2 separate regions of the Homo sapiens genome follow, and region 1 is linked to region 2. The links are chromatin loops, found by intact Hi-C in ENCODE. Cell type or tissue: mammary epithelial cell. All regions are shown on one strand. Links, peaks and the distances in the headings refer to the core of each region. The heading gives the core; the rest is flanking DNA. Region 1 overlaps FRMD5 (FERM domain containing 5). Region 2 overlaps GOLM2 (golgi membrane protein 2).

Region 1 (15,527 bases), core at 4,686-12,685, 140 kb before region 2:
TATAAAAGCTAGTATTATTGTAACAATGATTTGTAACTCCAGTTTTTGTTTTCTCCATGATTTGAGAGACTTATACGTTTTAAAAATTATTAGTCTAAAAACTAATATTATTATAACTTTGGTTTGTGACTCCACATTTTGTTTTCTACATAATTTAAGAGACTCATGTATTAAAAAGATTTAGTTTATGTTTTGGCACACACAATGTATAAGGATGTAATTTTGTTATATCAACAACCAGAAGGAATGGGGACAGAACTGTAAAGCATAGTTTTTATGTGATTAAAGTTGAACTTGTAAAAATTCAAATTAAAGCATTATAACCTTAGAATGTTAAATGTAATCCCTATAGTAACCACAGAGAAAATACCTGTAGAAAACACACAAAAAGAAATAAGAAAGGAATGTAAATAATTCACTACAAAAAGTCAACTAAACACAAAAGAAGATAGTAATACAGAAATGAGAGATTTTTAAAACTATAATATATATAGAAAACAAACAACAAAATGACAAAAGTGCTTCCTCATCAATAATTACTTTAAATATAAATGGGTTAAATGCTCCAATCAAAAGACAGATTAGCAGAATCAATTAAAAAACACATGATCCAACTATATGCTATCTATAGAAGACTCACTTTAGATCCAAAGACACAAGTAGGTTGAAAGCGAAAGGATGTAAAAATATATAGTCACCATAAGAGAGAAGGAGTGGCAATATTAATATCAGACTAAACAGACTTTAAATCAAAAAAGTTAACAAGAGACAAAGGACAATATATATTAAATATTCAATACAGCAAGAAGATGTAACAATTACATTTATGCACCTAATAACAGACCATCAAAATATATAAAGCAAAGACTGAAAGAAATGAAAGGAGGTAGAGACAGTTCTCATTCTCATTCTAGGAGGGCAGCACTACCCTAATAGCAAAGCAAAGACAGTATTAAAAAATTACAGAACAATACCCCATATGAACATTTTGCAATGCAAAATTGATGCAAAAATCCTCAACAAAATACTAACAAACCAAATTCAGCAGCATAGCAAAAGGATTATACAACATAACCAAGTTAGATTTTTTTCCTGCAATGTAAGGATGGTTCAACATATGAAAATCAATCAACGCAATATATCACACTAACAGAATGGAGGAAGGAAAAAAATAATCATTTCAACTGATGCATAAAACTATTTGACAAAAATCAACAGCTTTTTGTGATAAAAACATTCAACAAACTAGGAATAGAAGAAATTACCAATATAAGAAAAGTCATATATGAAAAATCCACAGCAAATATCATACTCAATAGTGAAAGACTGAAAGCTTTTCCTTTAAGATCAGGAACAAGGCAAGGATGCCTACTCTCACCACTGCTATTTAATATAGAATTGGAAGTTCTTAGCAAAGAGATTATGCAAGAATAAGAAATAAGTCATAGAAGTTAGAAAGGAAGATATAAAATTGTTTGTTTACTGACGATATATAATGTGTAGAAAAATCCCAAAGATTCCACCCCCATCAAAAAGAAAAAAAAAAAAAACCTGCTACAACTAATAAATGAATTCATCGAAGTCTCAGGATATAAAGTCAACACACAGGCTGGGTGTGATGGCTGACTCCTGTAATCTCAGTGCTTTGAGAGGCCGAAGCAGGAAGATCGTTTAAGCCCAAGAGTTTGAGACCACACTGGGCAACACAGTGAGAGACCCTGTCTCTACAAAATTCTTTTTTTTTTTTTTTTCAATTAGCCAGAAGTGGTGCTATATGCCTGTGGTCCCAGCTACTCAGGAAGATGAAGCAGGATTGTTTGAGTCCAGGAACTCAAGGCTGCAGTGAGCCATGATCACACCACTGTACTTTAGCCTGGGCAACAGAGCAGACCCTGTCTCAGAAAATAAATAAATAAAGAGGCTGGGTGCCGTGGCCCACGTCTGTAATCCCAACATTTTGGGAGGCCAAGGCAGGTGGATCAATTGAGATCAGGAGTTCGAGACCAGCCTGGCCAACATGGCAAAACCCCATCTCTACTAATAATACAAAAATTAGCCAAGCGTGGTGGTATGCACCTGTAGTCTCAGCTACTTGGGAGGCTGAGGCAGGAGAATTGCTTCAACTTGGGAAGCAGAGGCTGCAGTGAGCCGAGATGGCACCACTGTACTCTTGCCTGGGCGAAAGAGCAAGACTCTGTCTCAAAAAACAAAACAAAACAAAAAAGGACCGGGCGTGGTGGCTTATGCCTGTAATCCCAGCACTTTGGGAGGCCAAGGCGGACGGATCACGAGATCAGGAGATTGAGACCATCCTGGCTACCATGATGAAACCCCGTCTCTACTAAAAATACAAAATATTAGCCAAGCATGGTGGTGGGCGCCTGTAGTCCCAGCTACTTGGGAGGCTGAGGCAGGAGAATGGTGTGAACCCAGGAGGTGGAGCTTGCAGTGAGCCAAGATCGCGCCACTGCACTCCAGCCTAAGTGACAGAGCGAGACTCCATCTCAAAAAAAAAAAAAAAGAAAGAAAGAAAGAAAAAAGAATTAACACACAAAAATCAGTTGGGTACTATATACTAACAAATAATAATCCGAAAAGAAAAGTACAAAAACAATTCAATATATAATTGCATCAAAAAGAATAAAATACATAGGAATTAACCAAGGAGGTAAAAGATTCATTGGATGAAACTACAAAACAGTGCTAAAAGAAATTAAAGAGTAGTGCTAAAAGACCTAGATGTAAAACCTAAAACTATAAAACTCTTAGAACAAACAGAAGCTTCACAACACTGGATTTGGCAATGATTTTCTGGATATGAGAACAAAGGCACAAGCAAGGAAAGAAAAAAAAGTTTGGACTTCATGAAAATTATAAAAATTTTGTGCATCAAAATCAACAGAGTAAAAAGGCAACCCACAGAATGGGAGAAAATCTTTATAAATCACATATCTGATAAGCGATTAATGTCCGGAATATATAGTAAACTCCTAAAACAAACAAACAAAAATCACAATTAGTAAATGGGCAAAGGCCAGGCCAGGCGCGGTGGATCACAACTGTAATCTCAGCACTTTAGGAGGCCGCGGTGGGCAGGTCACTTGAGGTCAGGAGTTCGAGACCAGCCTGGCCAACATGGTAAAATCCCCTCTCTACTAAAAATACAAAAATTAGCCAGGTGTCCTGGCGCATGCCTGTAGTCCCAGCTACTCAGGAGGCTGAGGCATGAGAATTGCTTGAACCTGGGAGGCACAGGTGCAGTGAGCTGAGATTGCGCCACTGTACTCCAGCCTGGGTGATAGAGGGAGACTGTCCCAAAAAACAAAACAAAACTATATTTTCCCCTTTTCCAGTCAAAAACCTGCAGCAGTAAACACTATTGTACATCTTTTGTGTCTCCCTTCTTTTGCTCAATTTTTAAAGATAAATCTAGGTTGTTATATGTATCAATACTTAATTCTTTAACCTTATTGTGTAGTATTACTCCAATGTGCAAATACATAAATAAGCCACAATTTGTTTATTCATAATCCTACTGAACATTTGGTTTGTTCCAGTTTGGGACAATTATAAAGTTGCTACACACATTCTCATACAAGCCTTGCAGAATAAGCGTATGTTTAATTTTATTAGAAACCACCAAACAGCATTCTTGAGTTACCTCAGTAAATGGGAAAAAGCTCCACCAGATTTGATTGTGAGCTAAGTTGCTCTAATCTCTGGTAACACTTGGCCTTAATTTTTTTTTAACTTTAACCACTCTGGTGGATGTCTACTGATATTGCACATCAATTTTTACTTGCACTTCCCTGATGAACAATAATGGAACATACATTTACTGACCATCTGGAGATAGTCTTTTGTGAAGTGCTTGATGACATATTTTGTCTGTTAAAATTGGCTGTTTATCTTTTTCTTATTGCTTTGCAGGAGTTGTTTATATATTGTGGATCTGACTTCTTTATTAAACTGTACTGCAAATATTTTCTAAAAAAAAAAGTAAACGGGCAAAGATCTTGAATAGACATTTCTTCAAAGAAGATATACAAATGGCCAATAAGCACATGAAAAGATGATCAACATCACTAATCACTGAGGAAATGCAAATCAAAATTACAATGAGATACCTCCTCACATCATTAAGATGCCTATCATCAAGAAAAGAGAAGACAAATGCTGGACAGGATGTGGAGAAACTGGAACTCTTATGCACTATTGGTGGGACTATAAAATGGTACAGCCACTATAGAAAATAGTATGGCACTTCCTCAAAAAATTCAAAATATAATTACCATATGGTCCAGCAATTCTATCTCTGGGTGGGTATATACTCAAAATAACTGAACACAAGGTCTCAAAGAGATACTTGTATATCCATGTTCACAGCAGCATTATTCACAATAGCTAAAATGTAGAGGCAACCTAAAAGTCCATCAACAGATGAATGAATAAGCAAAATGTGGTATATACATATAATGAAGGATTATTCAGACTTTAAAAGGAAGGAAACTCTGACATAGGCTTTAACATAAATAAACCTTGAAAAAACTATGCTAAGTGAAATAAGCCAGTCACAAAAAGACAAATACTGTATGATTCCATTTATATGAGGTATAGACGAATACTAGAATGGTGGTTACCAGGGGTTGAGGGGATAGGGAAATGGGAAGTTATTGTTTAAAGGGTATAGAGTTTCAGTTTTACAGATGAAAAAGACTGTGGAGGTGGATGGTGGTAATGGTTGCACATTATGAATGTATTTCATCTGACTGGACTGTACATTTTAAAATGGTTAAGGCCGGGCATGGTGGCTCACGCCCATAATCCCAGCACTTTGGGAGGCCCAGGCGGGTGAATCACCTGCTGTCAGGAGTTCAAGACCAGCCTGGCCAACATGGTGAAACCCTGTCTCTACAAAAATTCAGAAATTAGCCGGGCATAATGGCAGGTGCCTGCTATCCCAGCTACTCAGGAGGCTGAGGCAGGAGAATTGCTTGAACCCAGGAGGTAGAGGTTGCAGTAAGCCAAGATGGCGCCACTGCACTCCAGCCTAGGTGACGACAGGGCAAGTCTTAAAAAAAAAATGGCTAAGATGGTAAATTTTACATTATATTAATTTTAAGTACAATTAAAACTTGGGAAAAAATGTTGACGGGTGCAATGGCTCACACCCGTAGTCCTAGCACTTTGGAAGGCCAAGGTCAACAAACTGCTTAAGCCCAGGAGTTGGAGTCCAGCCTGGGCAACATGGCAATTACCCCATCTCTATAAAAAATACAAAAATTAACTGGGTTTGGTGGTGCATGCTTTTCATCTCAGCTATTCAGGAGGCTGAGGTGGGAGGATCAATTGAGCCTGGGGAGGTTGAGGCTGCAGTGAGCCATGATTGCACTTCACTCCAGCCTCAGTGAGAGTGAGTCTCAAAATACAAAAACAAAAACAAACAAAGAAAAAAAACCTTGGGAAAAAACTTTAAAAAAAAAAGACCAATAGAGTACACAAGTTTTTAGTTTTTCCGAATCACCATGTTAACTTTCTTTATCGGCTTACATACTTGGTTATTGAGGGCACCAAAGCTTTTACTTTGGGATTAATTTGGTTTTTAATCCTATGCAACAGTATAAAATAGTTATTTATGATTTATAATCAGTGCATACTTAGAAGATGCTTAGAGTGGAAACTGCTTGGTAGATACTTTTAATCAAGCTTTAGTGAACTGTTTTCCCTGCAAAGCAGGCAACACTTTATGTGTAAAACCTTTATTGCAACTATTATATCTGCACAGTCACAAAGTACCTCATGTTGTATGATTCCATTTATATAAAATATCCAGAATAGGCAAGTCTATAGACACAAAAAGTAGATTAGTCATGCGGAAGGGCTGAAAGGGAGAGGTTACATAGTGACAGCTAAGGGGTGCAGGGTTTCATTTTGGTATAATAAAAATTCTCCAAAAATTGTGGTGATAGATGTACAACTCTGAATACCTTAAAAGCCACTTAATTGTACACTTTAAATGGGTGAATTGTAGGACATGTGAATTATGTCTCAAGAAAGTTATTTTTAAAAGAAAAAGAAAAATAGGTACTTCACTAAAAAAACTAATAAATATAAAAAGATACTCAATATCATTAGGCATCAGATTAGCACCAAAGTGAGATACCATCATACATCTATCAGCTAAAATATAAAAGATGGATAATAACATGTGTTGGTGAGGAGACAGTACAGCATACACACACTGTTGATAAAAAGAAAAGCTGGCCAGGCACGGTGGCTCACACTGTAATCCCAACACTTTGGGAGGCCAAGGCAGGCAGATCCCAAGGTCGGGAGATCAAGACCATCCTGGCCAACACGGTGAAACCCCGTCTCTACTAAAAATACAAAAATTAGCTGGGCATGGTGGCACGTGCCTGTAGTCCCAGCTACTCAGGAGGCTGAGGCACAAGAATTGCTTGAACCCAGGAGGCAGAGGTTGCAGTGGGCCGAGATCACACCACTGCATTCCAGCCTGGTGACAGAGCGAGACTCTGTCTCAAAAAAGAAAAAAAGAAGAAAAGCTGTATAGTCACTCTGGAAACTTATTTGTTATTATCTATTAAAGCTGAATATAAGCATACCATATGATGTAGAAACTCCATTCCTTTATCAAAAAAAGGGTTGAATTCTTTTATTCACTAATTTAATTCCTCCCCAAATATATATATACATTTTTTGCGAGACAAAGTCTCGCTCTGTCACCTAGGCTGGAATGCAATGGCACCATCTCGGCTCACTGCAACCTCCACCTCCCAGGTTCAAGCGATTCTCCTGCCTCAGCCTCCCGAGTAGCTGGGAATACAGGCACCCATCACCACGCCTGTCTAATTTTTGTATTTTTAATAGAGACGGGATTTCACCAACGTTGGCCAGGCTGGTCTTGAACTCCTGACCTCAAGTGATCCGCCCGCCTCAGCCTTCCAAAGTGCTGGGATTACAGGTGTGAGCCAACACGCCTGGCTCCTCCCCAAACATATTTTTTGAGTGACCACTGACTAGGTGCAATAAGGAATATAATGAAATATGCAAGAAGTTCTCCAGAGGAAAGCAGGAAAAAAAGAGCTGATAGTCATGAAAAACAGCACAGTGTCACAAAAGTTGAACCACTGAGGCAAGGTTCAAAGCCTTAAGTGTATTGAAAAAGACTAATATTTAGTCTCAGTGAACTGAGGTCAGTCAACTACTTGCCCAATAGTGAAAAATAAAAAATGACATATAATTTTTTTTTTGAGACAGAGTCTCGCTCTGTCACCCAGACAGGAGTGCAGTGGCATGATCTCGGCTCACTGCAACCTCTGCTTCCCAGGTTCAGGTGATTCTCCTGCCTCAGCCTCCCTAGTAGCTGGGACTACAAGCAGGCGCCACCACGCCCAACCAACTGTTGTATTTTTAGTAGAGACGGGGTTTCACCATATTGGCCAGGCTGGCCTCAAACTCCTGATCTCAAGTGATCCACCCACCTCAGCCTCCCAAAGTGCTGGGATTACAGGCGTGGGCCACCTTGCCCAGCCCGTATAAATAATTTTAACTATAAATAGAGGCCAAAGATTGTGCTTTAAAAAGTAAGGCAAAGTTGAGGATTTTTTAGTAGCTTTTAGTATTCTAAACATCCCTTAAAACATGTGAGTCCAATGTTTGAGGTTCACACATTTGACTTTTTTATGTGTTTCCAGGAACATATATATGATCTAAGAAAGTTGAGGAATACCTATTAGACCCAGATAGGCTTCTGTTGCTTATGAACATAAATCTCATCTCTACCCTGTCATTTGGAAGTATGAAAATAGGATTTGATATGCATCTTGACTTACACCCATTATATGTTTGGTGCTGTAATACACATCAGGAATGTATCTTTTTAATTGTCTCTTCTACTCTAGTACCAGCTACTTGGAAAACTGAGGCAGGAGGACTGCTCCAGCTCAAGAGTTCATGACCAGCCTGAGCAACATAGAGAGATTTTGTCCCAAAATATATATATATAAAAATGCAAAAATAAACTGCCCCTTCTAGATACATAAGAAACTAGTTAACAGTAGTTTTTCTGAACAGGCAAGCTGGGAATTGGAGGTCAGGGATGAGACAAAGATCAGTTTTTCATACTACATCCTTTCTCTCTGTCATTAAAAATAGGTCAACCTTCTCAAATAAAAAAGGCATTATGATTACAAGCTACATATCATATTAAATACATACAATAATTTTTACCTGTATTATTTTATGAGAGCTAAAATCCAGACACCTTCAGATATGTTTAATTCCTACTTCTCTAGAGGAAGCCTCCTTTCTTCATGAAAAGTAAAGCATACTTTATGTCAATGAACACTTATCTTCAAAAATTTTATCCAATGTCCAAATGTTCAAGAGTAATCAATCAGTATCAATGCAGGCAATATTCTATATTTGTAATCTACCTGTGAGGTCCTCTCACATTAGGAACTGGACCTTCAGACTGCTCTTTAAATAACTTTGGGTCATGTGATTATATGAAAAGCCTAATAGATGTCTAAATTATTAGTACCACTGTAGTATCCTACAGGTAGTAGTATTCACATAATACTTCATATAATTCATAATGACGACTTAAAAAGTCCTAAGCAGGTAAATCACACTATCAAGCAATTAATTGTTCAATGTGCTAAAACAGAAATTTCTAAATGTGTTGTGTGAAAAACAACTATTGCTAAGTCATTTATATCATAAACTGTAAATAAAAAATACCACTAGCTCTATGGTATGCAAATGTACAATCTGATTTCACTTTAAGTTTGTCTCACTTCCTTTCTTCACTAGACTCCAAATAAGAAAATGAAAGAGTACAATTCAGGAGATGAAAGAAAAGGAAAATCCAGGAAATTCAATCAGATCTACATGACTCATGTTGTGTCAACTGCAAATTTCTGATTTCAAACTTAAAAAAAAAGAAACTTCAAGGACCCTTCAAATTATGTTCAAGTCATATGCCTGATGAGACAATTGAATCACATTACTGGACTACATTTTTTCCCCTTGATTCAATCTCTTGCTGCCACAAATATGTTTGTTCAGTGTAAATGGAGTGATAAAGATTGACCTTTCTAGTTGAGCATCTGGCGGAACTGGATTTTAAATAGTATGCTTAGGATTTTACTTCACTTGATTTAAGGCAAAAGAAGTGACATAAAAGTCCATGGATAATAGATCCATATATCTAATTTTAATTCTAGGAATTTTAGAGCCTCTGTCTCACCCTCTTTGACAAATTCAGCATCTCACACCAGGATGAGGTATAACCACAAGAGAAACATTAAACTACTACTGTGAGAACTTAGTAGCAGTTCTACTTTTAAGAATTGTTCCCATCTATTTTCTGTTCTAAAGAAAGGAGAAAAAATAGAACAGAAGGGAGAAAAAAATTGTTGTGACCTTAAGCCCTGTCTAGTACCTTGACTCATTCCAATGTCTTTTCACTGATTTTCTATCCAATAGCACCAAAATAATAAGACTTCCAGTTCCTTCTTTCTTTTGTACCTCATAACCTGACAAATAAAACAGTCTTGGAAACTGTTCTGGATATTTAAGACCACATATATTTTCAGCTTTTTGTAAAATTTTTACTCTTCCTAATATTTGTCACCTTATCCTAATTACTGTATACTCATGACCCAACCCATTACTAAAATTATAAACATAGAAGATTATGTGCAACTGCTGAGAAATTACATACTCAAAGCAGCCCTCAAAAACAAATTTCCATGAATACCTAATGTAAAGAAGAGCCTACATTTACGAAATTTCTTTTAGACCTGCTACCTGATTTCCATTCAATGCTAGCATGTGATCAAGAGCTAATTTGCATAGCTGATAGGAAGCTGAGTCCAGTCATTTATTCACAGCAGGCATAGTGCTAGAAGCTAAGGATGCAGAGATAAAAGACTCAGTCAGACTCTTCATTCAAAGACCTCAAAGTCTAGTGGAAGAAAGAGCCACACATACCTACAATCACAATATCATGGGCAAGTATCATGGCAGGAGTATGCCCAGCATGGCATAGGAAGACAAAAAAAATGAGCACCTAACTCAAGTCTGAAAAGACTGGGAAAATCTTCTCAGACAATGTAGCACTAGAACCAAGCCTAGAGAGATCCTTAGGAGGAACAGGGATGGGAGCAGAGGAACAGGGCATTCTATTCAGAGGAAAAAGACACACATGTTCTGTTTGGGATGATGAAAACATTCTGGAAATAGAGAGTGGTGTTTGTTACACAAATCTCTATTGGTGTACCTAATGTCACTGAATTATACACTTAAAATGATAAATTTTATGTGTATTTTACCATACACACACGTTTGGGAGGGTAGAAACACCACATAAGGTATCTGTGGAGGAGACTGAGTGGCAAGAGAAAGGACTGAGATGCAACAGGGCTAGACCATAAAGGGCTTTGTATTCCATGGTAAAGGAGTACGGAGGCTAAACCAGGGTGGAAGAAAGACTGGAAGGGGCAGGAATGATTAGGAGGCTACTGATATCTCCAGATGAGAAATTAAGGTCTAAATTCTGAGAGGCAGTGAGACAAAAGGAATGAATTGACTTCCAAGACAGCAAGAAAGAAGAATGAAGGGATCTTGGAGCCTAAAGTTAAGGAACAAGAGGAGTTTAAGATGCCTCTCAGGTTTTGTGCTTGAGCAATCAAGCAGATGACACTGCCAAGTCACCTAGAGAATGAAAATAGGAGAAGCATCAGGTTGGATCAGGAAGCATTGGTAATTCTTGCTTTGATCTGCCAAGTTTGAAAGCTTGTGGACAAAGGATAAAGATTAGCAGTTAGAGGAGTTGCTTCATTTCTTAAGTGGATCTGTGGACTTTGTGCTGCTTCAAGGCCCAGGCAACAAATAGCAGCTGAGATTTAAGGAGGAAGCCATTTTTCATACCTTTAAATAGAATCCAGCACTATCACCCAGACAATCAGGGGCTATGACAGGCTCAGGGGGTAGCTTCTCTCGCAAGGTCCCGAGGTTCTCAGTAGTACCTTCAGTGAGGCTCCTCAAGTGGCAGCATCTATCATCAAGGGTGAGCCAAAGATGAATAAGTAGCATGGCTGACCCTTCACGGTAGCCACTGCTGACATTTAGTTCTCATAGAAATAACTGGGGAAGTGCCAGGCACAGTGGCTCACGCCCATAATCCCAGCACTTTGGGAGGCTGAGGTGGGCAGATCACTTGAGGTCAGGAGTTTGAGGCCAGCCTGGCCAACATGGTTAAACCCTGTCTCTACTAAAAATACAAAAATTAGCTGGGCGTGGTGCCACTTGCACCTGTAGTCCCAGCTACTCAGGAGGCTGAGGCAGGAGAATCACTTGAACCCGGGAAGCAGAGGTTGCAGTGAGCCGAGATGGCGCCACTGCACCCAGCCTGGGCAACAGAGTGAGACTCCATCTCAAAAAATAAATAAATAAATAACTGGGAAAGTTTTGCAGGATAGAACAGAACCTGAAAGGTGGGGAGGAGAGGGACGGATAAGTTGTAATCATTTTGAAATGCAAATGGAACCTCTTGTATGATTCCAGATTACTAAAGCCTACAGCTTACCAGTTTATAAACATTTTAGCAAAAGCAAAACATTGCTCATACTGTTTGTATACTGCTTTATTGTAATTAACAATATGGTGAGCATCTTCCTGTATTATAACATTCTTCTATAACTTCATGTTTAAAGCTAAATAGTATCTGATTATATATCATGATTTATTCAACCACCTATTGTTGGATGCTTAAGTTTGAAGAAAGCTTTTCAAGCTAATTTTAAAAATTAAGCCCATCATTCTAAGTAATCCTAATTCCATTTTTATGGTGACAACTAGCAATATCTTAGTATTTTATTTGATGATTCCTTGTCTATAAAATTCCCTTTAGATTTTTGTTTAAATCATTTTTAAAACCTATATAACCAGCTAAAAGAATGCATAGCAACTTACTAGCCCTTTCATAAGAAGGAAGTAAATTGCTCACTTGTTGGGGATGCATTAATTTTATCAAGCCACTAGTGTACCATATTGTACAAGAGAGGAGGCAGGTAATTCACTAAATAGCACCCTCGTGGCACAAAAGAGTAAATACATCTCCAATAAGTGAACCATGTGCTCTCTGTCAGCAGGATCAGCATATTATTTTATATCTCCTTTCCCATCCCATGGATGCTTACTGGTCCCTCCTTGAGTTAACAATAAATGTAGACAGAGATGCCTCCATCTGTGCTCATGTTGTTCCTTCCACCCATGTCCCACAGCTCCCTCAATTTCTATTCCCAACCAACTCCTACTTATTCAAAAAAGTTCAACTGCTGCTTCCTCCAGAAAGTCTTCTCTAACCATGCTCATCTTGAGTCAAGTGGTCCCAAAGTGTCCTGCCTGCACCTCTGAGTATAGAATATAGTTTACTAAAATGGTAATTTTATATTCACCCACCAAATCATAAGCCTCTTTAGGATACCTCATAGCTTCATTAAATAATTGCTGAGAAGGAATGCTGTGATTCAAAGAGTGCCACAAAGTTTTACCTGCCTTCTTCACCTGTAATATTAATATCTGCAAGCAACTGGGCAACATGCTTAACTATTAAGGTTATGTATAATTTTCCAATAAAATACAATAATTTGACACATGCTCAATGTGTAATCATTGTTGTGATGCATGGTATTTAAACATGATTTGTATAAATTACTACCATTGGTAGTTTTCAGGAATGTAGTGGGATGGCATATGGTGACCAACTTCTCCCTCTCACAGATATGCAGCTGACCTCATCTACCTCTGTTCTACATCTTTCCAAATGTTCCAAGTTCCAAAACAGCCCCTTACTATACCGTATCTTCCTCTCCTTCCACAAACTCTCCACTAAAATGACTATTTTCACAGGAAATTGAATTCAGCTGAGACTTTTATCTCTACTTTTGTACTGAACTGCCATCTTTATGAGCCTTATGTTCTGTCATCCCTTCTTGGGATTTTTAGGTAGAGGTATTTCCTTGAAAGGTTATAAGAAACTCAGACTTCCCTCTTTTCCTTGTCTTTTCCTTGTCTCTCCTAGTGCCCTAGGCTGGAGTACAATGGCACAATCTTGGCTCACTGCAACCTCCACTTCCCAGGTTCAAGCGATTCTCCTGCCTCAGCCTCCTGAGAAGCTGGGATTACAGGCGTGTGTCACCACACTCGGCTAATTTTTGTATTTTTAGTACAGATGGGGTTTTCACCATGTTGGTCAGGCTGGTCTCAAACTCCTGACCTTGTGATCCACTCGCCTCAGCCTCCCAAAGTGCTGGGATTACAGGTGTGAGCCACCGTGCCAGGCCTTTTTTTTTTTTTTTTTTAAGACAGATCAGGTCTCACTATTTTGCCCAGGCTGGTCTCAAACTCCTAAGCTCAAGCAATTCTCCCACATCGGTTTCCCCAGTGGATGGGACTACAGGTCCACGCCACCACACCTGGCTTATTTAACTCTTTGTCTTTATATTAATATTTACATTACTTTGCCTAACACTGCATTTCCTCCCTTTGCTAGCTTTCTTTCATTATAATTTGCCAATTTTGTATTTCTATTGGCTCTAAAGTCATGTTTTTTCCTGCCTCCAGGCTGAAAATTTAATGTTCTCTTTGTCTTAAAACTCCCATGTCGGCCGGGCGCGGTGACTCACGCCTGTGATCCCAGCACTTTGGGAGGCCAAGGCAGGCAGATCACCTGAGGTCAGGAGTTTGAGACCAGCCTGACCAACATGGAGAAACTCCGACTCTACTAAAAATACAAAATTAGCCAGGCGTGGTGGCGCATGCCTGTAATACCAGCTACTTGGGAAGCTGAGGCAGGAGAATTGCTTGAACCTGGGAGGCAGAGGTTGCGGTGAGCCAAGATCGGGCCACTGTACTCCAGCATGGGCAACGAGAGCGAAACTCCGTCTCAAAAAAAAAAAAAAAAAAAAAACAAGGCTGGGCGCGGTGGCTCACGCCTGTAATCCCAGCACTTTGGGAGGCCAAGACGGTCGGATCACGAGATCAGGAGATCGAGACCATCCTGGCTAACACAGTGAAACCCCGTCTCTACTAAAAATACAAAAAAATTAGCAGGCGTGGTGGCGGGCGCCTATAGTCCCAGCTACTCGGGAGGCTGAGGCAGCAGAACAGCGTGAACCCGAGAGGCGGAGCTTGCAGTGAGCCGAGATTGCGCCACTGCACTCCAGCCTGGGCGACAGAGCGAGACTCCGTCTCAAAAAAACAAAACAAAAAAACCCCTATGTCTCCCCAAATCCGCATCTTTCAGCTCTTATATTATGTTTGACTCTCTCAGGATATTAAGGAAGTGTTAAAAATCCTTGTAACACTTCTTGATTATATTCAATGTGTCTACTTCTTCAGTGGACTGTGAACTCTTCAAGGGCAGAGAATAGGTCTGTCTGCCTTCTCTGCTGTACCCCCGTGTACATAACTAGTGCCTGGAATAGAGGGGTTGGGCATTCTAATACTTTTTGAACGACTGAGTGGATAAATAATGAATGTGGTCATGGTACACTTCTTTAGCTTTAACAGATTCATTACATTGTTTTGATAACTTCATATCAAATTTTCCTACCACTTGTATCAATTTGTTAACTGCTCTGGAGTCCTATTATTCATCATCCTCATATGACTAACAAAAGCTGAGTTACTGAGAATTTGGCTTCAGTGCATACAGATATTCTACCATTTGATAATCGAGTTGCTAACTAAATCTGCATGAAACAAAACGTCCAAGTATTCATTCTTTACCAGACTTAAAAGGGAATAAAGTGAACGTCTAATGAATAACAACTTCTGCAGGGTCTCAGGAAAAGGTAAAAACTGCTATCTCCCTCTCTTCTCTCTGTTCTAAGATTTTTAATAAGGCCACTTCTCTTGCTACATGGGGAGAGTGTGCAGCTGATCAGAGGCCCTGAATGTTGCCTAGTCAAGTTCCTCCACTTCATTCTGTATAGGCCAAATTAAATGTTGACAGACATCATCATCCATCTTTTAACTTTACATTCTCTGTCTCTGCCTTGCTTCTAGCAAGGGGAAGTCTTTCAAACCTGAGATCCATTTTATGCTGCTCCTTAACCTCCGCACCAGTTCCTAAGAATGCAAACAAAATGCTTCTCTCCTTCAATCCTCATCTGTTCTTTCCTGTTTCTCACTGTCCTCCCCACCTTTCATTTCTTCAGCCCCACTCCCTTCCAGACAATGTCTATCCCCGATCATGTTTTCTTTGGTTTCCCTGAAAGCCCTTACTTACTTAATGATAGCTTAACCTGAAATTCCCCCTACTTGATCATGGTACATTCTAATAGTGTACTATTTTTGTAAGCACTTTTTTTTGCATTATAAGAAAAATATACTATTTCCAACTTTTATGGATTCACTTAACAACACTGACTACTTACCATGTTCACATATTATTGGTCATTTTTTTTTTGCAGATGCACTATTCTGCAAATTAA
Region 2 (15,527 bases), core at 3,098-11,097:
TACAGCCTCAAACTCCTGGGCTCAAGCGATCCTCCCACCTCGGCCTCCCAAGTAGCTGGGACTATAGGTGCATGCCACCATGATGGTCTAATTTTTTATTTTTTGGTAGAGATGAGGGTCTTATTATCTTGTCCAGGCTGGTCTCCAGTTCCTGGCCTGAAGTGATCCTCCTGCCTTGGCCTTCTAAAGTGCTGGGTGTGAGCCACCATACTTGGCCACTTAACAGTTTTAGATCTGGAAAATTATTGGAAAATTAGATCTGGAAAACTAAACAAGTGATCCTCCTGCCTTGGCCTTCTAAAGTGCCAGGTGTGAGCTACCATACCTGGCCACTTAACAGTTTTAGATCTGGAAAATTATTGCAAAGATAGTACAGGGAGTTTTTATATACCCCACACCCAGTCTTCCCTATTATTAACATCTTAACATAAGTATGATGCATTTGTCACAATTAATGAACCAGTATTGATATCTTATTATGAAAGTCCGTACTTTATTCAGATTTCTTCAGTTTTCGCCTGCTGTCCTTTTTTAATTCCAGGATCTCATCCAGAGTTACGTTACATTTAGACATTATGTCTTCTGAAGCTTCTTTTCAGCCTTTCCTTGTTTTTTAGACCTTTTCTTGTTTTTGATAATCTTGACAATTTTAAGGATTACTGATTAGGTGTTTTATATAGAATGTCCCTCAATTGGGAATTGTCTGAGTCTTTTCTCAGGATTAGACTGGAGTTGTGGGTTTTCGGACAAAGACCACAGAAGTAAAGTACCAATCTCAACACATCATAACATGGGTATGTTTTTCAAAATGATTTATCACTACTTATGTTAACCTCTATCACCTGGCGTGAGATAGTGCTTGTCAGGTTTCTCCACTATAATGTACTCTTAAAAAAAATCTGTTTCCATACTGTACACTTTGGAAGAAAGTATGTTCACCCTCACTTAATGAGTGGGTAGTTATGTTTTTCCTCCTTAAGGACAGAGTATCAACATAAACTATATGGAATTCTTCTGCAAAGGAGATTTGTCTCTTCTCCCTCATTTATTAACTTAATAATTTACTTGTATCGGTATGGACTCATGGATATTTATTTTGTACTTTGGCTTATAATCCAATATTAGTTTATTTTTTTGTTGCTCAAATTGTTCTGGCTCTGGCTGTTGGAGAGCTCCTTCATTAACTCCTGTATCCCCTTCTTACTTTTATAGTGCCAGAAAGTACAGAGAATTTCCACATACCCTACACCCAGTTTCATTGTGACATACCCCTTTCTTACTTTTTGGTACTTTTAGATGCTCTAGGCCTATCTATACGTTTCCTACTCCAGCCCTAGAGTCAACCATTTCTCCAAGGAACCTTGGTTCCTTTTATTGGAGAATGGCATTAGAAACCAAGGTCTGCAGCTGGGCACGGTGGCTCACGCCTGTAGTCCCAACACTTTGGGAGGCTGAGGCTAGTGGATTTCTTGAGGTCAGGAGTTCAAGACCACCCTGACTAACATGGTGAAACCCCATCTCTACTTAAAAATACAAAAATTGGGCCAGACACGGTGGCTCACGCCTGTAATCCCAGCACTTTGGGAGGCCGAGGTGGGCAGATCACAAGGTCAGGAGTTCGAGACCAGCCTGGCTAGCATGGTGAAACTCCGTCTCTACTAAAAATACAAAAAATTAGTCGGGTATGGTGGTGCGCACCTGTAGTCCCAGCTACTTGGGAGGCTGAGGCAGGAGAATTGCTTGAACCCGGCAGGCAGAGGTTGCAGTGAGCTGAGATCACGCCATTGCACTCCAGCCTGGAGGACAGCGAGACTCCATCTCAAAAAAAAAAAAAAAAACACCACCACCACAAAAAAAAACAAAAATTAACCGGGCATGGTGGGGGGCGCCTGTAATCCCAGCTACTTGGGAGGAGTATCGTTTGAACTGGGAAGCAGAGGTTGCAGTGAGCCAAGATTGTGCCACTGCACTCCAGCCTGGGCAACAGAGTAAGACTCTGTCTCACAAAAAAAAAAAAAGAAACCAAGGTCTGCTTGGCAGATATGCTCGTTGCTACTATAAGGTTATCTTTGGAAATCAAGGAATCCTTTCTCCAGAGGAATCAGAAAGGTGATATTTGGTTTCTTTCACATTATTATGCCATTCTGTCACTTCCAGTCTGTTACCTGGGTTACTAAACACATAAATTCCTTTTTTTTTTTTTTTCTGAGATGGAGCCTCACTCTGTCACCCAGGCTGGAGCGCAGTGGCGCAGTCTCAGCTCACTTCAACCTCCACCCGCCGGGCTGAAGTGATTCTCCTGCCTCATCCTCCTGAGTAGCTGAGACTACAGGTGCATGCCACCATGCCTGGCTAATTTTTGATTTTTTAGTAGAGACAGGGTTTCACCATGTTGGCCAGGCTGGTCTTTAACTCCTGACCTCAAGTGATCTGCCCACCTTGGCCTCCCAAAGTGCTGGATTACAGGCATGACCCACCACATCCGGCCTTGAACATGGAAATTCTTTAAGGGAGCTTTAAGTTGCTCCTGTCTTGTCCAAAGAAGTGAGAAACAACCCCCACTTCTCTGAGATTCCCTCAAACTTTCTGATTTTTTAAACTTCCCTCTAAAGGGTTTCAGCCTGGAGGGGTGTATTAGTTTGCTAGGGCTGCCATAACAAAATGCCACAGACTAGGTGGCTTAAACAGCAGAAATTTATTTTCTCACATTTTTGAAGGTTGGAAGTCTAAGACCAAGGTGCCAGCAGGGTTGTTTTTCTCTGAACTTCTCTCCTTGGCTTGCAGATGGCAACCTTCTTGCTGCTTTATTGTGACATGATAGTCCCTCTGTATGCACACATCCTTGGTGTCTTTTCCTCTTCTTAAAAGGATACGAGTCATATTGGATTAGACCCACTGTAACTTAAGCACTTTAAAGACCTTGTCTCCAAATACAGTTACATTCTGAGATCCTGGAGGCTGGGACTTCAACATGTGAATTTGGGGGAAACACAGTTCATCTTAGAACAAGGGAGATCCACCACACATACACACACACACACACACACACACACACACAGACACCCTTTTATTTCCTCTTTTATCAGAAAAGTCCTTATTTCTCTTTCCTCAGTACAGGGCATGTCTCTTAACTTTGATTATTATTCTCTCTCTCTTTGTCTTTTAAAGAGATGGGGTCTTACTACATTGCCCAGGCTAGAATGCAGTAGCTATTCATAGGTGTGATCATAGCACACCACAGCCAGGAACTCCTGGTCTCAAGTGAAGGTCCTCCTGTTTAAGCCTTCTGAGTAGCTGAAACTACAGGTGTGCACCACTGTGCTTGGCTCCTAAACTTGGATTCTTGCAAACTGTAGCTCATACTAAAGCTATGTGGTCCAGCTGTGGCACGTCAAGCTCTTGATAAATAAAAGGAGCTGTTAGAATGTAGAAAAAGTCCTCAAAATTGTCGTTTTATTACACACATACACACACATACACACACATCAGTTTTGAGGTTTGAAGCTGAATAGTAAATGACCTTTTTTCCCTTTAACAACCATAATTTTCCTTGAGGCAGCCTATGCCTTTAGTTGAATGGGGAAAAGGTCATATGTCAGAAAGGAGGATGAGAAGCGTATTACAAAAAAATGCTTTTTGGGGGAAAATTTTGGAATATAATAGTAGTCTCTCTTATTCTTGAGAGGTTTGAGTAAATTGATTAAAATTCTTAAAACAGTGCCTACTACATTGTTATTCTACAGCTACTTCCTTATTTCTTTTCTGCCTTTTTTCCAGGATGGGACTCTGTCTGTGTTCCTGCCCAAGATCTGGTCCCAGCCCTAGCCTACCTGCCTCACCCTTTGCTCCTGAATGTCTGACTGTTTTTGTTATTTGCTTGTTTTCAGTTTCCTGGTTCATTTCCAGTTAGGCTTAGTTGGCTCCTCCCATAGGTGTCTTAGCTGACTCCCTAGAGCTTGCCTGTTCTTCTGTAATTTGAGTATCAACCTTCTACAGTTCTAATATGCTGCACATGATAATTCCTGCCTTTGCCTCTGCCTCACCAGCCATAATCTGGCCAACTTTTAACTGTAATTTCTACCTCAAATTATTCATAAACCAATCAAAACTGATAACTCTTCCAAACGATATCCCTTTCCTACCTTCTTGGTTCCTATAAATGATGCCCATGCAACTGTTATTTAAGACTGAGGTTAGAAATTTGGTGTTGTCTTTGATTCCTTCAGTGTATCATATTGAGTGCTTCAACATGCAGAGGAGTTACTTGATCGAATTAAAAAAAACGTCATTCTGACTGCAGAATAGAGAACTTGGCAGATCCCTAACTAGTCCCCTTTCCTTGGTCTCCATTTCTTTTTGTCAGTTCTCCTGTGAAGCCAGCCTGAACTTCCTCAAACCTTATTTTCAGAGTGGCTGTATGACTCACTGACTACATCAGGTTAGAATTCTGCTGTCTCATCTTTAAGGTCTTCCATAGAATGGCTCTAGCTACCTTTGTCTCCCACTATCTCCTGACCCAAATTGTATTTCAGGCTGATTGTTTTGCTTACTTTTGCCTTCCCACCTGCCTTTCTGTGTCATGTTAATTCCTGTTTCTGTGCCTTTGTTCCTGCTGTTTGACTCTTAGTTTCTTGCCTCTTTTCTGTATATTTATTATACCAATTTTTTTTTGTTTTTTTTTTTTTAATTGAGGCAGAGTCTTGCTCTGTCGCCCAGGCTGGAGTGCAGTGGTGTGATCTTGGCTCACTGCAAGCTCCGCCTCCCGGGTTCACACCATTCTCCTGCCTCAGCCTCCTGAGTAGCTAGGACTACAGGCACCCGCCACCAGGCCCAGCTAAATTTTTTGTATTTTGAGTAGAGAAGGGGTTTCACCATGTTAGTCAGGATGGTCTCCATCTTGATCTCCTGACCTCATGATCCACCCGCCTTGGCCTCCCAAAGTGTTGGGATTACAGGTGTGAGCCACCGCACCTGGCCTTTTTTTTTTTTTTTTTTGAGATGGAGTCTTGCTCTGTTGCCCAGGCTGCAGTACAGTGACGCAATCTTGGCTCATTGCAACCTCCGCCTCCCGGGTTTAAGCGACTCTCCTGCCTCAGCCTCCTGAGTAGCTGGGATTACAGGCACGCACCACCAGGCCTGGCTAAATTTTTTTGTATTTTTAATAGAGATGGGGTTTCACCATGTTGGCCAAGCTGGTCTCGAACTCCTGACCTTGTGAACCGTCCACCTTGACCTCCCAAAGTGCTGGGATTACAGGCATGAGCCACCACACCTGGCCTATTCTACCAATCTTTTATCCAGCTTCTGATCCATGTCCACTATGAAGCCCCCTGGGACTTCTGACCTGGAATATGCTTTTCCTTCTTTTCTTTTTCTTTTTTTTTTTTTTTGAGATGGAGTTTTGCTCTTGTCGCCCAGGTTGGAGTGCAATGGCGCGATCTCAGCTTACTGCAACCTCCGCCTCCCAGGTTCAAGTGATTCTCTAGCCTCAGCCTCCCAAGTAGCTGGGATTATAGGCACCCACCACCATGGCCGGCTAATTTTTTTTTTTTTTTTTGTATTTTTAGTAAAGATGGGGTTTTACCACATTGGCCAGGCTGGTCTCGAACTCCTAACCTCAGGTGATCCACCCACCTGGGCCTCCCAAAGTGCTGGGATTACAGGTGTGAGCCACTGCTCCCAGCCATGCTTTTCCTTCTTTATACACCATTTACATTTATTGTTTGAGCTTCATTAACTTATTTTGTTCATTTTTTACTAATAGCTTATTGTTTGTGAACTTCGTTTTCTCAACGAAATTTTAAGTTCCTTGAGGAAGGACTATGTTTTAAATTTTTTCCTGCGGGAAAAATTGTTCTTAGTGCTGTTACAAAATGTACGAGGTTGATTTGTATCCCCTAAAAGGATATATTGAAGTCTAAATCACCTGTGAATGTTATCTTAGTTTGGGAATAGGGTCTTTGCAGATGTAATCAAGTTAAAATGAGGTCATACTGGATTAGGGTGGCCCCTATTCCATTATAACTGGTATCCTTATAAGAAAAAAAAATAGAATTAGGGAGAACACCAGGTGCATGAATACACAGAGACACACAGACACATTGCAGAGACCGCATGGCAGATAAAGGCAGAGATTGGAGTTATGTTTCCACAAACCAAGGAATGCCCAGGGCTACCAGAAGCCAGAAGCCAGGAGCCTCCCCCTAGAGGCTCCAGTGGGAACAGGGCTTTGCCAACACCTTGATTTTGGACTTCTAGCCTCTGAAACCATCCTCTAGCACTGTGAGACAATACATTTCTGCTTTATGCTATTCAGTTTGTGGCACTTTGTTATATCAGCCTAGGAAACAAATACACAAATGCATACTTAAAAGTTAATTTGATTTTTTGACTAGATAATTGTTTTTGTTTTTTTTTTTTGAGACAGAGTCTCGCTCTGTCGCCCAGGCTGGAGTGCAGTGGCGCGATCTCAGCTCACTGCAACCTCCACCTCCCGAGTTCAAGTGGTTCTCCTGCTTCTTCCTTCCGAGTAGCTGGGATTACAGGCACGCACCACCACACCCAGCTAAATTTTGCATTTTTGATAGAGACAGTGTTTCACCATATTGGCCAGGCTGGTCTTGAACTCCTGACCTCAGGTGATCCGCCCGCCTCGGCCTCCCAAATTGACTAGATAACTACTCTTATATAATATATACTGTGTGGCAGTATGGTTCACTGGAAAGAACAAGGGTTTTTGGAGTCAAACAGACTTGAGTTTATAATTCTACCATTATGTTACCTCTCCTTAAGCCTGTTTCTTCACTCATAAAATGAAGAGGATTCATGAAGTAAAATATTTAGAGGCCTGTCCCATACAAAGCTTGACATTTAATAATATTGGTTCCTTTCTTTCATGGGTGCATTGGTATAGCTAATCTTGAAGAAATTTGGGGCTAGGTGTAGTGGCTCATGCCTATAATCCCAGCACTTTGGGTGGCTGAGGCAGGAGGATCATGTGAGGCCAGGAGGTTGAGGCTAGCCTGGGCAACATAGCAAAAAAAAAAAAAAAAAAAAAAAAAAAGCTGGGCATGGTGACACATGCCCATAGTCTTAATTGCTTGGGAGGTTTAAGCTGGAGGATCACTTGAGCCCAGGAGTTTGAAGCTGCAGGGAGCTATGATTGTGCCACTGTGCCCTAGCCTGACAACAGAGCAAGACCCTGTCTCAAAAAAAGAAAGAAAAGGAAAAAAGAAAAGAAGAGAGGAGAGGAGGGGAGGGGAGGAGGAAAGAGAAGGAAGGAAGGAAGGGAGGGAAGGAAGGAGGGAAGGAGAGAAAGAGGAAGAAAGAGGGAGAGGGAGAGGGAAGAAAGAAAAGAAAGGAAGAAGGGAGGGAGGAAGGAAGGAAGAAGTTTAGTCTTGTATTATTCTATTGAAACCCAAGTATATTAATTCAGTTGACAAAAATTTATTAAATATATTGGGCACTTACTGTGCTATACACTAAAATGATCTTTGAAACAAGTTTTCACTTTTCTTTGTCTCCCTTTCTTATTTTTGTATTTCTCTGTTTTTTCTTACTCTCCTGATAAAGGACTGAGTAATCTCAGGAGGTTCCATGAAGATCATAAAACAAGCTGCTTTTTGAAAAATGATGACTAGGATTTAGTTGTGCAGAAAAAAGGTAAAAGGACATTCAAGGAGCTCCCTTTTACTTACTCCATAGAGGCAAACAAACAGTTCTTATAGTGTGGCATGTAACATCTGTCTCCTGAAGTGACAGGGAGTACCTTTTGACTTATGACCTCATTAAACAGGAGGAACTAGTCCTTACAATTTTTGGTTGAAGACCTTAAAGTTCCCCATGTTAGCCTCTTCCTCAAAAGAGAGTTAAAGTTTCCTTGAATTCAAAGTCCAGGCTTTTTTCTAGGGACAGACTGGGCATGCAGTAATTTCAGTTTCTCACAGTGCTTCAAGGCTCTCTTTCTTGTTCTTAATTAACTTTATCTAATTTTCTTACACTGTTTCTGGCCAGGTAGTTCCTCTTTTGAACAATGTTGCCACAGAGCTTTTGCTCAGATGCTTTTAATGTCTGATTCTTTCTCTTTTCCAAACTACACTTTTTCCCTGAGGATGACTTCAAAACTTACATCCACGAAGCTTTTTCTATTTAATATAAAATGATTTGCTTTCCTTTTACAATTTCAATTTTCTATATCCAATTTAAGTTCAACTTAGGGGAACATTTTTTCTCATTTGATGATTAACAAAGGCCTCTCATAGCTCACTGCAGCCTCAGACTCCTGGCCTCAAGTGATCCTCCCGCCTCAGCATCTCAAAGTGCTGGGATTACAGGCATGAGCCACCATGCCTGGCTACATTTTCACTCTTAAACTTGACTCTCTATAGCATTTTATACTGATGATCTCTCCTTTCTCTCCTTTTTGAAACTTCTTCCCTTTAGCTTTAATAATACCCATTTATCTTGGTTATCCTATCATTTTCCCACTCAATGTTTACATATGCTGTGCTTCCATCTTTAACCCCATTTTAATTTCTTTATTGAACAAATATGTTCAAGTTTCTATTTTGGATCAGTTACTATGCTGCATGCATATCACATAGTGAATGAGTGAACAAGACAGATATGGTATACATTGACTATGGAACTTACCCTTGAGCAGGGGCTATGAGGGGAAGACCTAACCTATTTTAGAGGCTTAGGGATGACATTCTTGAGAGTTTTAGTTGAGTCCTAAAAAAAAGATCAGGATTTAATGAGGCAAAGATTGAGTGAGAGGTTTGAGATAAGAGGCTCAGGAGAGATGAAAAGAGGGTTCCAGATGTAGAATGTTGCATATTTTATTTTATTGCATATTTTAAAGCACAGGATATCAGCCGGGTATGGTGCCACATGCCTATAATCCCATTTACTCGGGAGGTTGAGGCAGGAGAATTACTTGAATCCAGGAGGCAGAGGTTGCAGTGAGCCAAGATCATGCCAAGTGCACTCCATCCTGGGCTACAGAGGGAGACCCTCTCTCAAAAAAAAAAAAAAACTTAGGAGCCAAGGTCATGGCACCACTGTACTCCAGGCTGGGCAACAGAGTGAGATCCTATCTCAAAAAAAAAAGTTCACCATGTGGAATGAGGGAGCTAGAATGAGTGTGATAATATTTGATGTTGCACTACAAGACTGGATTCAGATTGTGAAAAGATTTGTGAGTCATGTTAAGGGCAATAGGAAGCCATTGATTGACTCTCTTTTTTACATTTAATTTTTTTTTTTTTTTTGAGATGGAGTCTTACTCTGTTGCCCAGGCTGGAGTGCAGTGTCACGATCTTGGCTCACTGCAACCTCTGTCTCATGGGTTCAAGCGATTCTCCTGCCTCAGCCTCCCAAGTAGCTGGGACTACATGCACATGCCACCACACCCAGCTAATTTTTGTATTTTTAGTAAAGACAGGGTTTTGCCATGTTGACGAGGCTGGTCTCAAACTCCTGGCCTCAAGTGATCTGTTCACCTCGGCCTCCCAAAGTGCTGGGATTATAGGCATGAGCCACCACGCCTAGTGGTTCTAGTTTTTTTCTTGTCTTCCAATGATATATTGTGAATTTTCTTTCTTTCCTATTTTTTTTGAGATGGGGTCTCACTCTGTTGCCCAGGCTATAGTGCAGTGTCACCATCTCAGCTCACTGCAACCTCCACCTCCTAGATTCAATCGAGCTTCCTGCCTCAGCCTCCCAGGTAGCTGGGACTACAGGTGCACAGTACCACACCCAGCTAATTTTTATTTTTTTTGTAGAGATGGGGTTTCATTGTGTTGCCCAGGCTGGTCTTGAACTCCAGGACTTAAGTGATCTGCCGGCCTTGGCCTCCCAAAGTGTTGGGATTACAAGCATGAGCCACCATATCCAGCCTGTGAATTTCTTGACTATAAAAATATAGTCTAGGCTGGGCGCAGTGGCTTACACCTGTAATCCCAGCGCTTTAGGAAGCTGAGGTGGGCGTATCACGAGGTCCAGAGGTCAACACCATCCTGGCCAACATGGTGAAACCCCGTCTCTACTAAAAATACAAAAATTAGCCGGGCGTAGTGGCGGACGCCTGTAGTCCCAGCTACTTGGGAGGCTGAGGCAGGAGAATCAATTGAACCTGGGAGGCAGAGGTTGCAGTGAGTGGAGATCGCGCCACTGCACTCTAGCCTGGGCGACAGAGCAATACTCCATCTCAATAAATAAATAAATAAATAAATAAATAAATAAATAAATAGTCTAAATCTAGTATAAATCTAACACTTAATATTTCATACTATTCCCTATGTCTGGACTCAGTAAATATTTGATGATTGATTTAGCAATTTGTATTGCTTCTTGAACCAACGGGTGCATAAATATGTACTAGGGCTACCACAGATATTATCCACATATCTGATTGCACTACCTTTTCTGGAAGACATAACTAAAATATTCAGATGTAAAACTACTGCTTGTCAACTCATCTTTCTAGTATACATAGAATATATCTTTTATTTGAAACGTGTTATAGTAGATCTAGAATAATATTTTATTCATTTAGAAACTCAAAAATATTTTTCTGATTCAATTTAGTGTTTAAGTGAAGAGAACAAAACCTTGGGATTAGCTTCATGGGGATATAATGAAAAAAAGTTTGAGTTATAAGCATAGCTTGGATTTTTGTTTGTTTTTTTTGGTGACAGGGTCTCATTCTGTCACCCAGGCTAAACTGCAGTGGCATGATCATGGCTCACTGCAGCCTTGACCTTCTGGACTCAAGCAATCCTCCTGCCTCAGCATCTGGAGCAGCTAGGACTACAAACTTGTGCCATCACACCTGGCTAATTTTTTTTTTTTTTTTTTTTTTGAGACAGAGTCTCGCCCTGTCACCAGGCTGGAGTGCAGTGGTGTGATCTCAGCTCAACGCAACTTCCACCTCCCAGGTTCAAGCAATTCTCGTGCCTTAGCCTCCTGAGTAGCTGGGATTACAGACATGCACCACCAGGCCTGGCTGATTTTTGTATTTCAGTAGAGACAGGGTTTTGTTGGCCAAGTAGGTCTCAAACTCCTGACCTTAAGTGATCCGCCTGACTCGGCCTTCCAAAGTGCTAGGATTACAGGTGTGAACCACGGTGCCTGGCCACACCTGGCTAATTTTAAAATTTTGTAGAGATGTGGTCTTGCTATGTTCCCCAGGGCTGGTCTTGAACTCCTGGCCTCAAGTAATCCTCCCACCTCAACCTCCCAAAGTCCTGGGATTACAGGCATAAACCACCATGCCTGGCCTATTCAAGTTTTATCATGAGATTGCAGTAATTCAGTCACGTCTTCAGGCTCCACTTCTTTTTTTTTTTTTTTTTTTTTTTTTTTTTGAGACAGAGTTTCACTCTTGTGTCAAGGCTGGAGTGCAATGGCATGATCTCGGCTCACTGCAGCCTCCGCCTCACAGGTTCAAGCAATTCTCTTGTCTCAGCCTCCTGAGTAGCTGGGATTACAGGCGCCCACCACCACACCTGGCTAATTTTTGTACTTTTAGTAGAGACAGGGTTTCACCAGGTTGGCCAGGCTGGTCTCAAACTCCTGACCTCAAGTGATCTGCCCTCCTCAGCCTCCCAAAGTGCTGGGACTACAGGCATAAGCCATCGCTCCCAGCCCTCCAGGCTCTACTTCTATTTCTAGTTCTCTCTCTTTCTCTCTTACTCAGTCACTTAGGCTGAATGCAGTGGTGCAATCACAGCTCACTGTAGCCTCAACCTCCTGGGGTCAAGCAATTCTCCCACCTCAGCCTCCTGAGTAGCTGGGCCACAGGCCTGAGCCATCACTCCTGGCTAATTTTTAAAAAATGGTTTGTAGACCAGGGTCTTGCTATGTTGCCCAGGCTGGTTTCAAACTCCCATACTCAAGTGATCCTCCTGCCCTGGCTTCCCAAAGTACTGGGATTACAGGCATAAGCCACCGTGCCTAGCCTAATTCTAGGTCTCTTGCTATTTGTACCACATCTGCAGTTACTTCCTCCACTGAAGTCTTGAATCCCCTCAAAATCATTCATGAGAGTTGGAATCAACTTATTCCAAACTCATGTTCCTGTTAATATTTTAGCCTTCTTCTATGAATCACAAATGTTCTTTTTTTTGAGGCACAGTCTCTGTTGCCCAGGCTGGAGTACAGTGGCACAATTCATGGCTCACTGCAGCCTTGACCTCCCTGGACTCAGGTGATCCTCCTATCTCAGCCTTCCGAGTAGCTGGGACTACAGGCACATGCCACCATACCTGGCTAATTTTGTATTTTTTGTAGAGGTGGAGTTTTGCCATGTTATCCAGGCTGGTCTCAAAATCCTAGGCCCAAGCAATTTGCCTGCCTTGGCCTCCCAAAGTGATGGAATTAATGGCCACTGTGCCCAGCCACAAATTATTATAATTTTTTTTTTGAGACAGAGTCTTGATCTGTCACTTAGGCTGGAGTGCAGTGGTGCGATCTCGGCTCACTACAACCTCTACCCCCTGAGCTCAAGTGATCCTCCCACTTCAGCCTCCGAGTAGCTGGGACCACAGGTATGGGCCTCTACACCTGGCTAATTTTTCTATTTTTAGTAGAGACAGGGTCTCCCCATGTTGCCCAGGCCCGTCTTGAACTCCTGAGCCCAAGTGTCCACCCGCCTCTGTCTCTCAAAGTGCTGAGATTATAGACGTGAGCCACTGCACCCAGCCTCTACAAATGTTCTTAATGGCATCTAGATTGGTGAATTCTTTCTAGAAGACTTTCAATTTATTTTGCCCAGATCCATCAGAGGAATTACATCATGGTAGGTATAGCCTTATGAAAGGTATTTGTTAAATAATAAGATTTGAAAGTAGAAATTACTCCTTGCTCCATGGGTTGCTGTTAGCAGACATGAAAAGATTAATGTCCTTGTAAATCTTCATCAGAGATCTTGGGTGACCAGGGACATTGTCAGTGAGCACTAGTATTTTGAAAGGAATCTTTTTTTTAAGTAGTATATCTCAACAGTGAACTGAAAATATTCAGTAAACCATGCTGTAAACAGATGTGCTATCATACAGGCTTTGTTGTTCCATTTATAGAGCGCAGATAAAACAGATTTAGCACAATTCTTAAAAGCTAGGATTTTAGGAATGGTAAGTGAGCGTTGGCTTCCACTTAAAGTCACCAGCTGTCCCTAACAGGAGAATCAGCCTGTCCTTTGAAGCTTTGAAACCAGATATTGACTTCTCTGCAGCTATGAAAGTTCTAGATGGCATCTTCTTCCAATAGAAGGCTGTTTCATTTACATGGAAAATGTGTTGTTTAGTGTAGCCACCTTCAGTGATCTTAGCTAGATTTTCTGGATAACTTGCTGCAGCTTTTTCATCAGCACTTGCCACTTCCCCTTGCACCTTTATGTTATGGAGATTGCTTTTTTTTTTTAAACTTCATGAACCAACCTCTGCTGGCTTCCGACTTTTCTTGTACAGCTTCTTTACCCTTCACCCTTCATAGAATTGAAGAGAGTTAAGTCCTTGCTCTGGATTAGGCTTTGGTTTAAGGGAATATTGTGGTTAGTTTGACCTATCTGGACCATGGAAACTTTCTCCATATCAGCAACAGTAAGGCTGTTTTGCCTTCTCGTTATTCATGTGTTCACTAAAGTAACACTTTGAATTTCCTTAAAGAATTTTTCCTTTGCATTCACAATTTGGCTGTTTGGCACAAGAGGCCTAGCTTTTGGCCTGTCTATGTTCTTGACGTGCCCTTTTCACTAAGCTTAATTATGTTTAGCTTTTGATTTAAAGTGAGAGACATACAACTCTTTTACTTGAACACTTAGAGGTCATTGTAGTATCGTTTTGTCTCAGGAAATAGGGAAGCCTGAGGAGAGGAAGAGAGATGGGGGAATGGTTATTCCATGGTAACTCCCGTTATCGTCTCCCCAACCCTTGGCAACCTCTATTCTACTTTCTGTTTCTATAAAGTTGTTTATTCTATTTACACACACAACATTTATTGATTAAACTCACTGTCCTCTATGAGTGCAGTTTGTGGTGCCCCCAATTATAATAATATTGAAGGTCACAGATCACAGATCACCATGACAGATGTAATAAAGAAAATTTTGAAATATTTTGAGAATTATCAAAATGTGACATAGGGACATGAAGTGAGCACATGTTATTGGAAAAATTGTGCCAATACATTTGCTCGATGCAGGGTTATAAGAAACGCATAAAGCAAGGTACAATAAGACAAGGTATGCCTGTATCCAAGTTATACTGCTTATCATCAGGGACTTGTCTCATAAGCTGGAAACTAACATGATACTAATTCTTTTTTTTTTTTTTTTTTGAGACAGAGTCTGGCTCTGTGGCCCAGGCTGAAGTGCAGTGGTACGATCTCCGCTCACTGTAAGCTCTGCCTCCCAGGTTCACGCCATTCTCCTGCCTCAGCCTCCCGAATAGCTGGGACTACAGGAGCCTACCACCACGCCTGGCTAATTTTCTGTATTTTTAGTAGAGATGGGGTTTCACAGTGTTAGCCAGGATGGTCTCTATCTCCTGACCTCGTGATCCGCCCACCTTGGCCTCCCAAAGTACTGGGATTACAGGCGTGAGCCACCGTGTTCAGCCCACATGATACTAATTCTCAATGGGCAGAATGAAATAAAACCATTTATTGATATAGTGCTTTATGATTGTTCAAAGTTTATTATATGCATAAGTCATTTATTTGGGAAAGTTGAATACCATGTGGTATGTGATAGGGATAGAAAGATAGTAAGATTCCCGTTCTTTGAAGAAGTGAGGGAGGCACACATAGAAAAATAATCCATAATGCATGATTAAATGCTATAGTAAAGCTGCTTACAAAGGGGTTTGAGAATACAGAGGAATAACTGATTAACTTCCTCAGGAAGTCAAGAGCGAAATAATTCACTGAAAAGGTGATCTTTAGTAATTTAACAAAATGAGAAAGGGATAAGGACAGGAGGAACATAAATGAGGCCAGGAAAGCTGGAAAGTATGTTGTACCTTCACAGAAGGTCAAGCAGTAGAATAGGAGAGTGTAATATAAGGTACATGGTATTGAGAAGTAGGGGAAATTATGTCTGAGTTAAAGCTATTTGGGGCCAGAATAATGATGATTATTGTTATTACTATTTTATTGTGGTAAAACATCTATAACAAAATTTACTATTTTTACCATTTTAAGTGTATAATTTAGTGGCATTAAGTACATTCACAATGTTGTGTAACCATGATTACTACCATCTATTTCTAGAACTTTTTCACGATCCCAAACCAAACAAAACCTCTACCCATTAAGCAGTAATTCCCATTGCCCTTCCCTCCAGCCTGTGGTAACCTCTATTCTAGTTTCTGTGTCTATGAATTTGTCTATTCTAGATACCTCATATAGGAGGATTATACAATATTTGTCCTTTTTTATCTGGCTTATTTCACCTAGCATAATGTTTTCAAGATTCATTTATGTTGTAGCATGTATCAGAACTTCATTCCTCTTTATGGCTGATA

The links. Hi-C counts contacts between places; a loop is a spot of excess contacts. Peaks named below come from ENCODE experiments on the same cell type or tissue, not always from the same donor. Only the 100,000 strongest peaks of a DNase experiment are listed, where the experiment ranks them.
Region 1: it touches region 2 in a loop (2.4-fold over the local background); 2 of 110 quality-filtered maps call a loop at or near these places.

Annotation. Positions count from the first base shown.
Region 1 is chr15:44,148,891-44,164,417 of GRCh38, forward strand. All of the region lies in intron 1 of FRMD5 (FERM domain containing 5), which reads right to left. Among named protein-coding and RNA genes, the nearest start is that of FRMD5, 39 kb to the right of the region's middle. In mammary epithelial cell, for the core only: no CTCF peak of the experiment used is centred there; a DNase peak (open chromatin) is centred at 9,021; H3K27ac peaks cover 1,532 bases.
Region 2 is chr15:44,292,891-44,308,417 of GRCh38, forward strand. The region is part of intron 1 of GOLM2 (golgi membrane protein 2); the gene reads left to right. Among named protein-coding and RNA genes, the nearest start is that of GOLM2, 12 kb to the left of the region's middle. RefSeq lists silencers at 3,161-3,455, 7,581-7,875. In mammary epithelial cell, for the core only: a CTCF peak has its summit at 6,209 (motif pointing left); DNase peaks (open chromatin) are centred at 3,921 and 4,411; H3K27ac peaks cover 1,379 bases.